Linked DNA regions of Mus musculus: region 2 is linked to region 1. A link is a contact called in ENCODE Hi-C or POLR2A ChIA-PET data. All regions are on one chromosome and are shown on one strand. Each heading gives the region's core, a stretch centred on a gene start or an enhancer-like site at or near the end of the contact. The rest is flanking DNA. Distances are from core to core; before and after follow the strand shown.

Evidence for each region. A loop is a pair of places that touch in the nucleus more often than their neighbours do. ChIA-PET counts read pairs that join two places held with the same protein, here RNA polymerase II (POLR2A).
Region 2: POLR2A ChIA-PET joins it to region 1 with 52 read pairs in Patski. The contact joins two enhancer-like sites. A Hi-C loop is called at or near these places in 3 of 37 maps with a recorded cell type or tissue (Patski and left cerebral cortex). POLR2A ChIA-PET finds 5 or more read pairs at or near these places in 1 of 5 experiments (Patski).

Annotation. Positions count from the first base shown.
Region 1 is chr3:101,526,642-101,533,597 of GRCm38, forward strand. All of the region lies in intron 1 of Gm33162 (a long non-coding RNA gene), which reads right to left. Among named protein-coding and RNA genes, the nearest start is that of Gm33162, 6.8 kb to the right of the region's middle. Within about 2 kb of position 1,695, at least 1 of the 3 ENCODE cell types and tissues checked has a DNase peak (open chromatin) inside an H3K27ac peak, as active enhancers do.
Region 2 is chr3:101,569,882-101,576,326 of GRCm38, forward strand. It overlaps Atp1a1 (ATPase, Na+/K+ transporting, alpha 1 polypeptide), which reads right to left. Exons shown (of 23, transcript NM_144900.2): 23 at 6,338-6,445. Among named protein-coding and RNA genes, the nearest start is that of Atp1a1, 32 kb to the right of the region's middle. Within about 2 kb of position 2,395, at least 1 of the 3 ENCODE cell types and tissues checked has a DNase peak (open chromatin) inside an H3K27ac peak, as active enhancers do.

The sequences.
Region 1 (6,956 bases), core at 445-2,944:
AATCCCGGGGCTCATGAAAAGCAGTCAGGGCAGGACGTGACCACTGGAGACATGAGTATTTGAAACTGCCCCAGGCAGCATAGTCTCACTGGACTTTGTGCTGGGAGTGGTACGAGTTCCAAAGAAGCTGGCGTTCCTTCAAAATGACCCTTGTGCCAGGCTCTCTGACCTGCCCCAGCTGCTCAAGTCAAGGTAATATTCTCCTGTGGAAGAGGAGGAAAGCGGACTCCAGGAGTCCAGGTTACCAGGAAACAGAAGCCTGAAGTTTGATCTGCCGTCCACGTGATTTTTCTCCTCACGCAGCTTCTGGGTGCAACCTGTAATTCTCATCGTGTTGTTTTGTTTTGTTTTGTATCCCCACCCCCACTTCCGTCCCCATATAAAGAGTTCCAAGGTGAGCTAAAAACACCAGGTAGGTAAAAACCTCTACAGGTATCTTACCCCAAAGCTCTGTGAGAAAGCTCTGCATTTTCTCAATTCAGACCCCCACCATTATCTACAAAACCCACGGGGTTTCCAATGCTTCTAAAGTATGCTCATGGGACAGTCAGTGAAAGGAGGGGTTATATGGTGGATCTTTCAAGCTGATAAGGGCTACTGATCAAGAGCACTTATAATGGTCGAATGTGCCTCCCCTTACAACCCCCCTTCCTCCCTCCTCCTCATCTTCGGCAGGTTCCTCCCTACCATTGCACCCCACCACCTCAACATTGTCACAGGCACTACAAACACCCCCTCATTACTGTCACCATCGACGTCTTCATCCCTACCACCACCGTCACCATCACGTGTAGAGAGAATCTCTTAATGTTATGTGATAAGTGTTATGAGCATTGTACACACCCGACTTTACCCCAAAGAATGCTCTGTGCTAGACTGCTTTCCCTTAACGTGAAGAAGGTACTAGATCATGCAATATAATTCAGAAATAGCTTAGCACGGTGGTACACACCTAGTATCCCAGTACTTGGAAGGCTGAGACAGGAAGATTTCGAATTCTAGGGCAAGCTGAGATGTATAATAAGACCCTGTCAAAAGAAAGAGAGAGAGAGAGAGAGAGAGAGAGAGAGAGAGAGAGAGAAAGAAAGAAAGAAAGAAAGAAAGAAAGAAAGGAAGGAAGGAAGGAAGGAAGGGGGAGGGGAGGGGAGGGAAGGGGAGGGGAGGGAAGGGAAGCAAGAAGCAGAACTATAATTCTGTTCAGCCTTTGAAAATGAACAGCCTTGTGTCACACAATTAAGGGTCCCTGAAAAAAAAAAAAAACCAAAACAAATGCAGATATGAAGGAAGCTCAACTTTATTCCCACACCATGATAAGAAAAAGAAGGGCCTGGTAGAGATGCAGGCTTTGTGATTAGGGCATGCATGTCACTGGGTTTGGCCTGAGACCATGAATAATGGGACCACTCTAGACTGTGCCATTTACTCTAAAACTGGAGCAAGTCACATTACTGGAGACCTCAGGCTTGAGACTCCAATGATAGACAAGGGCCCTGAAGCTTGGTAGTAAGCCGGAAGAACTGTTTTTGGAAAGTATAAAACTACTTAAGCAACAACTGTCCTCAGTCCCTAATTACACCCTTGCTGAGGAGGTCTGGAAGGGCTCTAGGGGCCTCTGGGCTTGGAACCAGCTCCACTTAGGTAAGTGCCCTGTGCAAACAAGTCTCTAGGGGCCACAGACATGTAAACAGCTCTCCAGCTGACACTCAGACCCAAGCTAGGGAATAAAACAAGTGCCTGCAGATCCCAGAGTCAGAAGCCAGCCCGGCCTTGTGCCAGGGGAAGGGATCCCAGGAAGTTTGCTGATTCACAGGGGAACAAACCTCGAGAAAGGAGAGAGGCCAGTGGGGAGAATGGGTGTGGGAGCAGCCAGTGGGGACTTCCTGGGGTAAGGGCTGGGATGGCCTCCCTGAAGAAGAGTGTTGCTTACAGAGCAGAGAGTGAAATGGAAGAATAAAGAGGCAGACACCCCCCCCCCCCCCCGTGCAGTGTGCTCGGGGAGGGGGGGTGGGGGGGTAGGGGGAGCCAAGGCAGCAGCTCAGTCTCCCTAAGGAGAGGGCATTGGGCATTGTAAGAGGCAGGGGATGAACACACGCATGCCCCTTTGTGCTCCTCTACAATTACAGCTGGCTGAGGCTGGCGAGGATCACTGAGTATCCGTGATTTAAGACCTTTGCCCCGTACCATAAAAATGGCTAAGTGGCAAATGTTATGTTCTATGTATTTTTACCACAAACAAACCATGGGAGTGGTTAAAAGGTCTAGGTCAGATTGCCCCAATAATAGGGTATCCGTTTAAAGGATTGATTTATTTTTGTTTAGAAATATGTCTGTGTGCCAGTTCCTGCCTGTACACAACATGTATGTGCACTGCATTCATGCTTGGTTCCCGTGGAGGTCAGAAGACAGGTTGGATCCCCCGGAACTGGAGTTATAGACAGTTAGATATAAGCCACCATGTGGGTACTGCAAATTGAATCTGGGTCCTCTGCAAGAGCAGGCAGTGCTCTAAACTACTAAACCATCTCTCTAGCCTCTAGAGTATTTTTTTAATCCATTAAAAAAAATAAAATAAAATAAAAACAAATTGAAAGTAAAGTCTTACTAGAAGTCTCCCTAGCCCATGAATTTGAGGATGAATGAGGTGCTTTGGTTGTTTTTGATTCGGGATTGTTTGCTGTTTGCCCTTTGTTTCCTTGGCAGCGCTGGGGATTGACTCCAGGGAATTGTGCTGCAGAGGCAGGCACTCCACCGCTGAGCTGCTGCCCAAACCCGGAATTTCAGGATTAGGTTTTTAACACATGGGCTTTGGGGGCACATAGCCAGCCCGGAGCACTTTCTAAGTGCAGCCTCCTTGCTTCTTGCATGGGCTTGGCAGCCCTCATGGCTCACTTTTATCTTCTGTCCTCACAGTTTATGCCCTTATGGGGAAACAACAACCAACAGGGCTCTCCTGGGTCAGCTGAGAAAACCCGCTGTCAATGCTGCCATGACTGGGACGATGAGACCCGTCTAAAGAGTCCACGGGTTCCACCCACCTCCTTGTCTTGTTTTCTAAAGGGAGTATTTATTAGTTTTCTTTAAAAATTTTTTTTCCAGTGATCTGTTGTTTTATGCAAAACTGGATATCCTGGGGTTGACCATAAAGGGAGTTTCTAAACTACAAAACCCATTTTCTACTGACTTCATCATGACCGCAGCTATGTTCCTGCAAGAAAAGAAAAATCTCCAGTAATCACAGATGAGGCTCTGTACCACAAGAGGAGGCTAAGCAGAGGCAAATGGGATCACCTGCAGTTCTGGCAAGATTCTACCTGCCTAGAATCAAATGACAGGCAGGGAGAGAGCAAAAAATTGCAAAGGGCACAGGGTTAGGACCCAGCTCTGTGGCATGCAAGCCTTAGTATAATGCTGGGTAAACTAGTTGACCTCTGACCTTTAGTTTCCCTGCCCACAAGGAGATACTAATCATGCCTGTTTGGAAGGGATACTGTTGAGGCTTCTGTGTGACTTTGTTGTAAAGTGTTTGGCGCATAGTAGGTCCTTCTGATGGTGACGACTACTATGACCTACTGGCTCTCTTCTGTTTGCAGAGAAGAATTGAAGAGCCTGCTGTGTGGCCTTTGTTCCCTGTGGGCCCTCTCCATTACCTGTAACGGCTCTCGGGCCTGCAGAACACAGCCAGAGACTGACAATTCTGTGCTTTGTGACTTTGCCAGTAACCCTCCCAATCAGCTCTGCCCCACCCTGTGCCATTAAAAAAAAAACCCAAAAATCCCAAAGGCTTGAATTTCCATCTAACCCACCTTCATACCAGAGACACCGCAGGAGAGCATTCTGGTCTTGGAGACCTGGACTCACTTATCCCAGGCTTGCCACCAAGTCTCCACATATGATCTGGAACTCCTGATCTTTCTGGTCTCACCTTGCTGGGTACTGATTCTAGGTGTGTGCCCATATACAGTGCCGGGGATCAAACCTACAGTCTTGGGCACACTGGGCCAGCACTCCCCCCAACTGAACCCCATACCCAGCCCTGAGGATTCTCTTCTGCTAATCACTTCTCCACTCCTGGGTTATGGGGGTTCCTTATCCATCTTGAATTCAAAGTCACTGTTTAGCAACAAAGACCACAACATGCCCAGTTATACTTGAATTTCAGATAAAAAGACAACATTTTGATACGTATTCCCTATGTAATATTTGGAGTGTAATACATTCAACAGAAGCTCATCTGTGGTACTTGTCGGCATTCTTCCTGGAACCCACAGGCATTCTCTGTTCCATCGGAGATGTGGCTGGGCATACCAGGTGCAGCTTGCTTTTTCCTCTCACAAAGCTTTCTTCTCCGCATTTGGTACCCAAGCACTGTCCAGCTCAGAAGCAGCGAGTATTCACTGGGTGGGTTTCAAACAGCCGCGTGTGCGTTTTCTTTAAAAACTGAAAATCTGTGCATTTATTTCTGCTGAGGTCTGTAAAGATTTCATTCGCCGAGCCTGTTCAATCAGACCTCCCAGTTCCATCCTGTTGCAGCTGGCGAGTGTTTGAAGCGTTCTGCTTTTAAAGCACATATTTATTTAACTTAATTGGCTGCTAGCCTATCACTTGGAGATACTTTGTCACTCGATGAGAGTGACAAAGGAACATTCATACAGAACTAGCCCACTGGTCACCTCTGGCATTTAGAGGCTCCTTGGCCTATTGTCCTTCTTAATATTACCAATGTCGATTTTTTTAAATGACACCCCCTCCCCAGCACCAAAAGATGCTAATCTGATGAGTCGCCAATTTTAGTGGGGGAGAAAAACAGCAGAAACACTGGAGATGGAAAGAAGGGGTACTAGAGGGCAGGGGATTAAGGCAGTCTTCAGTCAAGTTGAACTTGAACACACTGACAGTGGAGCAGCTGTACAAGTTGCCCTGGGGAGGAAGGAGGCTGGGGAGAAAAGCTGGGCTGACTCCTTGCTTGTGCAGGGGGAGGTGGGGAGGAGGCCGTCCCAGGAAGGATTAGAACAGTTCTTTCCATCAGGAGACCTTTGCAGTGTCTGGAGCACCCATTCGCTTGCTTGCTCCCCAGGAAAAACAAAGATGGAACCACACCAGTGGCTTCCTGCCACCTGCCAAGATCCCTGCTGGGCCCAGTATTTTACATTAGAGCCTGCATCATGGTCAGTCAGGGCATCCTGGATCCTAACTCTGCTAATTATTAGCTGGAAAAGCTACTTTGTCGCTCTGTGGCTCAGCTTTCTCCTGTATAAAATACAGACATGTCTAGCGTCTGCCTCACGCATATGGGTAGATGTGGCAGGAGCTGCTAGGACGGAAAGATCTTGTGTTTGTCAAGTGCTTAGAGCAGAGCCTGCATGTAGTCCCTAGATTTCAGGTGTGCGTCTTCTGTATATATGTATAAAATAAATATGTATTTATCACCTATGGATGCATGCGTGCATGAGTCTGTGAATGCATGTGGTCAGCTGGTTTAGTCACAGCTGTGGAGGTGTGAGCTCTTTTGTAAAGCTACCTTTAATGAGAACTCGGGAAGGGCCTAGTGGATGTCTTATGAATTCTTAGCAGTTTTGTCTTGATTTCTGTCCTTTCTCAAACAGGCATCAGCCATGAACTTGTTGGTTTGGGACTCAGAAGCCAAGTTAGCTCCTCAGTAAGTAAGGGACCATGACACCCGCAGAGCGATTGGCCAAAGTTTACATACTGTGGACATCCAGCTGTTCCTGAGCCAGCGGGCAAGCAGGCAAAAGGAGAAGACAGATCCGTGGATCTGTTTCCCGGAGTCTCTGAAATGCAGCTGTGTCCAGTGTGGAGTAGATGGAGACACAGCATCAGGGTTGGAGGTGGATGCTGGGACTAGATTAGGGAGAAGTCTCTCTTTTGGGCGGGGTCTGGAAAGACAGAAGGCAGCACCCTCTTGGATGCTATGTGCTGTTGTTGCATGCAGAGGTTCCAGGCTGCCTCAGTACTTCAGGCCTCTGGAACTGACTGCCAGCCAGGCTTATTGTGTGTGATGGCTTAGCAGGCCCAACTCTCTGGGCTGGCTGCAGCAATGCCCTGTTCCCCTTGTTCCCTGTGTGGCCCAGAGTGTTGGTATTGCAGTACCCAGATGCCTCTCAAACGATACAAGTGGGACAGTGTCGCCTCTCAAGCAGTTCAGGTGGGAGGGGTTTCCTCTACTGTTTAAGGCTGTTTAGTTCTGGACCCTGGGACAAGGGACTAAGGAGCATATTTTACATATCAAAGCAGACCTGGCCTCTAGTTCTCCAGGCCTCCCTCAGTCCCTACCTGGCATACCCTGCCCCCAACCTTGAACTTTCCAGCCCAGGGACTGGGCAGCCCTTACCCCAGAGGCTCCTCCCTATATCATCTAGACATTCTCATTCTCATTCTCATTCTCATTCTCATTCTCATTCTCATTCTCATTCTCATTCTCATTCTCATTCTCATTCTCATTCTCATTCTCTCTCTCTCTCTCTATCTATCTATCTATCTCTCTCCCTCCATCTTCCTCTTCTCTTCTCTTCTCTTCTCTTCTCTTCTCTTCTCTTCTCTTCTCTTCTCTTCTCTTCTCTTCTCTTCTCTTCTCTTCTCTTCTTCTCTCCTCTCCTCTCCTCTCCTCTCCTCTCCTCTCCTCTCCTCTCCTCTCCTCTCCTCTCCTCTCCTCTCCTCTCCTCTCCTCTCCTCTCTTCTTCTCTCCTCGAAACCAAGAGTGATGGTACACACCTGTAATCCCAGTACTAGGGAGGCAGAAACAACAACAAAATGTGGAAAGGACCTCTGATGTGGAATCAGGAATATAAGAACCAGAAAACATCAGAACAAACAGCAACTGAAATGACACTTGCTCTCAGTAGCTGTCGCCACTGTGGCTTGTAAGCCTGCTGAGCTCTTGGCAAGGTGCTTAAAAACACAGAAAGCCAGCTGCCCATCTACTGAGGTCAGTACAGCAG
Region 2 (6,445 bases), core at 1,145-3,644, 44 kb after region 1:
CCCGAGGACTCTGCCTTCATCAGTCAACTAATCTGCCAATGGATTTGGAATATGGTGGTGTTCTGGAGAGGCGGTGAAAACTTCCAGACATGGGACCTAATTGAAGAAATAGGTGACAGAGGATATATTTTCAGGGGGTATATGTTGCCCTGCATCTAGCTCAATCTGTATCTTGTCAGCTGAGGAAGGCTGGTTTGATACTAAGCAGTTCCCTCTGTGTGATAAGAACACACCTTGACCTCTGGCCCAGAGCAATGGAGTCAATTGGGAACTGGAACCCTGAAACCATGAGCCACAATAATATGTTTTGTACAGTTACGTGGAAATATGAGATGATCCTCTCAAGACAGAGGGAGACTTGTTTTGTGTGAAAGGGCGTCTTAGGCAGGGTTTCTATTGCTGTGAAAAGACACCATGACCATAGCAACTCTTATAAAGAAAGGCACTTAGTTGGGGCTGTAGTCCACAGGCTTAGTCCATTATTGTGCCCTTAAGCGGGCTAAATCAGACCTTGTTTTGCACAGTTGGACTAGCCCACCTAGGGTGGAGTCTATTGTCCTGCCTTGTCTGCAGCTTCCTGCAAGAAACCACTACCTGCTGAGCAGCTGTGCTTGTTTTCCTGTCAAGATCTGGGCAACTTGTGTGTGTGGGGGTGGTGGGGGGAGTGGGGGTGGTGGAGGTGGTGAGGGTGGTGGTGGATGGGGGGTGGTTCCCCCCTTTATATTCGGCTTTAAGAATTAAGCATCTGGCTTTGATCAGAAACTTTGTCTCGGTCTCATTTTTTTCTTGTCCATCCTTCCCAACCACCCCCAGCTTTCCTTTCAGGAACCCAGTTCTCTTGGCTGCTGGTGGCTACACATTATTGTTATGGTGATGAGCATGGTGGCAGGCAGGCAGGCAGGCAGGCAGGCAGGCAGGTAGGCAAGCAGACAAGCTGGAGAGGTAGCTGAGAGTTCTATATCTGAATTGGCAGGCAGCAGGAAGAGTCAGCCACTGGGCGTGACTTGAGCATTTGAAACCTCAAAGTCTGCCCCCTCCCCCCAGTGACACACTTCCTTCAACAAAGCCACACCCACACCATCAAGGCCACACCTCCTAGTAATGCCACTCACTCCCTCTGAGCCTATGGGGCTCGTTTTAATTCAAATCTGCACTAAGGGCTTGTGGTTGAGCAGAGGAGAGATGCATGTGTTAGGCTAGCTCACATCCCATTGCCTCCAAGAGTCCCTTGACTGAACCTCCAGGAGGTTGGGAAGTGTGATTCAGCCGGCTGCTACAGAAGAACAGGGATGAGACTTACTAAGCAAGCGACTGTCTGGTTGCCAGCCTCACTGCTGTCTGGGAACAAGCACACCTTGGGCAGATCTTCAGCTGGAAGAACCTACAAGTACTGGTGCTATGTTAGAGTGTAGGAGAGTTCAGATGTAGGGTGAGCGTGCTGGGGTAAAATGACCAATGGTGATTTGAGATGTTTTTACATCCATGCCCACGGAGCCTATGTCAAAAACATGTTTTATAGACAGCACTCAATACTTTCCATCTACTCAAGTCACTAGCCTTTCCAGACTTGAGTTTCTCACTGTGGAGGTCCACTTGCATCAGTTCCATGGGATTTGACACAATAAACCACCACGGGCCAAAATACCACGGCCTGCTGCAGGCAGGATTAGCTGCTCAGTGGGTGTTGGCTTCCCTCCTTTGTGGGTGCCAGTGCTCTGGAATGGAAGCAGATGGCCTGGGGATGCACACACACACACATACATGCACACACACACACACACACACACACACACACACACACACGGGGTGAAGAGCTGGCTTCGAGGCTTTCGCTGTCTGCTCTGGTGGGGGAGACACCCCAGAGAAGCCTCTTACTATAGTAAGTGGGGGTGTGTGTGTTCCCAGGGCAACAGGGTGGCACCCATGCCCTTCCTGTCTGTCACGCCAGGAAAAGTTTTAAACCTTGCCGTAGGTTTTTAATGGAGCCATTATTCATACTATAAAAGGATTCCTCGCATACTGAGCAGGCTCTTTAGACATTTCTGCTTTCCTACACACAGATTAACTGCACTGAGTCAGAGCCCCAGTGTAGAAAGAGAAGGGAAGGGAGAGCAGAGGGGACAGGCCAGAGGGAGGAGGAAGGGACCTCTGTCTTTCAGAAAAGCTGGTCTGAAATCCACAGTGTTTAAAAAAACAACAAAACAAAACAAAAACCCACCATCACAAGCCTCGGCAAGGACAGAACAAAAATTGACTTCTAGGGACCAGTTTGCAATGCTGAAGCCCAGAAGCTATCCTCTGCAACCTGTAGGAGGAACCAGATCTGCCACCTTCTCTGGGAAAGCCTGTCCCAGACTGACTGCCCTGGGGTCCAATGGGAGAGGCAGGCCGAGCTGCTCCGATCATAACTGCCTGCCTTCACGCTTCCCGGTTACACAAGTTGCAGCCTGGTTACTCAGGCCCTGGGGGCAAATTCATGTGAATAACTGTTCAACAGGCTGTGCTCAGTTTCCAAGAAACTTGCTGTGCTCCGGTCTTAATGCCAGCTCCAACCTCCCCTGTTCTTTGTCCCTCATAAAAGCACTGCCCTTCTCTGGTCCTTGGCTTCAGCCCTGGCTCTCTACCACATGGTCAAAACTTTCCAAGCATCTCATATGCTAGAGACAAAGCATTAGCATCCCACGTGCCATGCCCGAGTGTCCTGGGTATGGGTTGGGAGGTGGATGTGTCACCTTCTGTCACTTGTCAGTGGCAAGGCACTGGGCACGTCACCTCACAGCTCTGAACTTCACGTTGTTGTTTGTTTTGCTTAGACCATTGCCCGGCTTGTGATAAATGTGATTGGTAGGTATTGAGTTCCACTAAGTAGAAACAGCAAACTTTCCCTAGTTTTATATTCAGTGAAACGGGGCTGGGGGAACTTTTATCTAACTCTTAGGAAGGCCCAGGCACTTGCCAAGCCCTCTCTGCAGGTTATTTGATCTTTGCAGCAACCTTGTGAGGAGTGTGTAATGGCCTGTCAGGGAGAGAGGCTTGTAGAGCCCGTGAATTGCCTAGACGGAAAGCTGAGGAGCCAATACCTCGATGCCTACCCAGAGATGCCCCCACCTCCAGATGCACAGGGGAGGGAACCTTTCCCATAGGGTGTGTGTGTCCAACAGGAGGCCCTGCCCCTGTGAACATCACAGCATGCTGTGTGTACCCCTCAGGGGACTCAGAGTGGTTTGGGGGAAAGTGTGAGCCCTCTCCCGGATTTGCCCTTTGTTTTCCCTTCTGAGCTACATGGCACTCTGAGTAAGGTCTCTGCCCTTCTCTTTGAGTGGAGTTCTGGCCGCTGTATGACTCGTCCTTTGTGAGGCACTGAGCTGAGCAGGGTTCACAGTGGAAGGTGACTACATAACACATTGGGAACTGTGTATGAGGCACAAGTCAGCGATCTGACAGGCCATCCCATCCTCACTGGGGAGAGAGGGACTCTTATAAGATCCTGAGATACCCAGATCAACGACAATGCTTCGGAACCCAGGTCAGCCCGGGGTCCAGTGCCCTTACTGATGCCTCTGTACTTCTTAGAGGAGCTTGACTTCTTCATGACTTTGACATGGTCCCCCACTCTAACTCTGTATCTAGTTCTAGACACCTGCTTGTTCTTCAACTCTCTGATTTCAAACTTCAGTGTTGAGATAGAGGGACCCTAAGTCACAGGCTGGTGGCAACCTGGGCACAGATCAGATAGGCTAAGCTCTTCCCCCTGGGAAGCAGTGGTACCAATGAGCATACACTTAAAAATTATAGCTGCATAGGCATTGTGCAATTTTCTATAGTATATACTGTAATTATGTGTATATATATATGTAATTATGTAATATATATAATTACGATATATAGTATAATTATATAGTATATACACACATATACACACACTCACACATATAGATATAAAAATGAGTTAGAAGTCATTCAATTACTAAATAGCTGTGCTTGAATCTGGGCTATCAGAAAACACCAAGCCTCTGACCTCAGCCGCCTTGTCCGTGCTCACGGCTGCCTTGTCGGCGCCCACATCCTGGTGATTGTCACAGCATGGTTAGAGGTCTCTATAGTTCCAAGTTTTTGGCTTGGGCAACAGGAGATGGATGCATCACAGCCCAGATTTTGTTCATTTTGCAGGTACTTAAATAGGTTTGCCTCTTAGGTAAAGCGCCTAATTTCCGAATACGTGAAGATGTCCAAGATGCAAGTGGATTTAGGGAGGAACGATCAGATTAAAGGTGGAGATGACCCCAGCAGGAATACAGAGCCAGGGGAAAGAAGGACAGGAAGCTATTCTTGTGAGGACCAAGGAGCAAGGAGCCGTGAGAAATGAGGGGCTTGAGTGAGCCGAGATGGCTGCAGGACAGGAGGTGTTCTGGAAGTGGTATGGCAGGTGGCGTGTGTGCTGCTGAGGCCAGGAAGGACTAAGGAGTGACCATGGCTGGATAGTCTGCTCAATTGATTTCAGATACATGGTTTCAGGGGGCTGCTGTCAAGAGGGAGGGGGGCGGGGAATGGAGGAATAAGTGTTCCAATTGGGAAGTGAGCAAGGAAAGAAGTCATGGTTCTCTTGGGGCCCTCATTTATGGCCCAGAGAAAGTGTGAGATGGCCACAGGGAGGGGTGGGAACTCAGGATGTACAGGGCCAACAAGACTCACTTTCAAATGCTGCAAGGACCAGTAAAGCAAGCAGTGTACAGGCCAAAGCCTTGGGGAGCACTCAAGAGGGCGGTCAGGGCAGGCTCAGATGCGCATCTGTAGGGCACAGACAGTTGGCTGGTCACTGACCTCATCTTAGGCACTGTTACTATGAGGGGTCAGAGAGATTCCTCATAGGCTCATGCAGCTTTAGTGTAGGGAGGAGTTAGAGCCTAGTCACCAGGGTGGGAAGCCCCAGCCACTAGGAGACTTGGTTTTGGCAATAGCTTGCCCTGAACCTCTGGCTACTTAGCTTCTTTTTCTACATTCAGTATTTGACTACCTACCCCTTATCCAATGATGAACAATCACTAAACAGAAAAGGGCAGAAATGTCCTGGTGGACAAGGGGGTGGAGCCTCAGAAGCCCTCCTCTCTCTGAGGTGCTTCCCAGATTAGAACAGTGGAGGGGCTCTGACTGGCAGCAAGCTGTCCTTCCAGGGAGGGCCTAAGGTATCAGGCTGAGTCAATTCCTTGTCTGTAAACACCCCTGACCTTCATCATAGTGTGTTGTCACTGGATAACACGCAGGAGTGACAGAAAATGAACAAAGTGTCATGGTTGGGACAAACAGGCTTGTGGTGGTCTAAGTTCACTGGGACGTCTCCCCAAGAGGATACCCTAGAGTCTCCTCAGCCTTGGTGGGAGCCTTCTAATCCCAGGGGCTCTTCTTTCCTCCCAGTTTCGATGTTGCTTTGAGACACTTCTTGTAGAAGATGACTTGTTTGCATGCATTGATCAGTAAAGAGCCCAAGGCAGGAGATGAACGATGGCTATTAAGGGGGCATGTGACATTTGCTCCCCTCACCCACGTCAGAGCAACAGAGGAACAGGATTGATGGGCTAGACTTCTCAGACACACACACAGATCATCTGGTGGATGAAGGTCACTATTTGGCACCAGAGGTGACCACAGCTCGTTATACTTCCCTCAGGAGAGGCAATGAGAGCCATGGTTAACAGCCCTTCCTAGCACTGAAGGCCCCTGATTGCAGTGCATGCTCCTCCACCGAGACCTGGAAGCACATGGAACCTTTCATCTTTTCAAGGCCTCCTGGCCTGTAACCACTTCCTGGAACTGCTGCTGGTGGCACTAACTTAGGGAAGGATTTATGGACGGAGTACCAGACCACACATGTCTGACAGCCACGTAGACTTTCCCATTTAGACAAACGGGCTCTGAGGCACTTGGAGTGGGCTGGATTTGGAGAGCAAGCAGGAAGGAAGGCCTGAGGGACTGAGATTTGCATAGGCCTTGGCTGAGGTCAGGAATTCACCTAGGTGAAGGGTTCTTCAAAGAAGCCCAGAGCCAAGGAACAGGTGGGGCGGTGGCTGCGGGAACCAGGGCACTGTCCAGGAAAGTGGGTCAGGGGAGCTCGTGGACCAGAAGAATGGGAACAGTTTCCTCTTGGCCCCTGGCTCTCAGATGTGGGTGTCAGTCACCTGGGGAGCTTATTAACGCAGCTGACAGCCTTGTCAGGGCTGGGCTGCCTTTCCTAACAAGGCCCAGGAGATGCTTCAGAGCTGACGGCCTGGGATCCACCTGGAAACACCGCACAGCTTGTCACATTCAACCTCTGCCACAAGAAACGACAAGGACTCAAAAGCAAATTCCGTTATAATAGCCATCTTTATTTGTAAAAATCCAGATATAAAACGTAATCTTTCAGTCTTTCCAGGTTTTCCTTTTTTACAAAAACAAAAAGGCACGTATA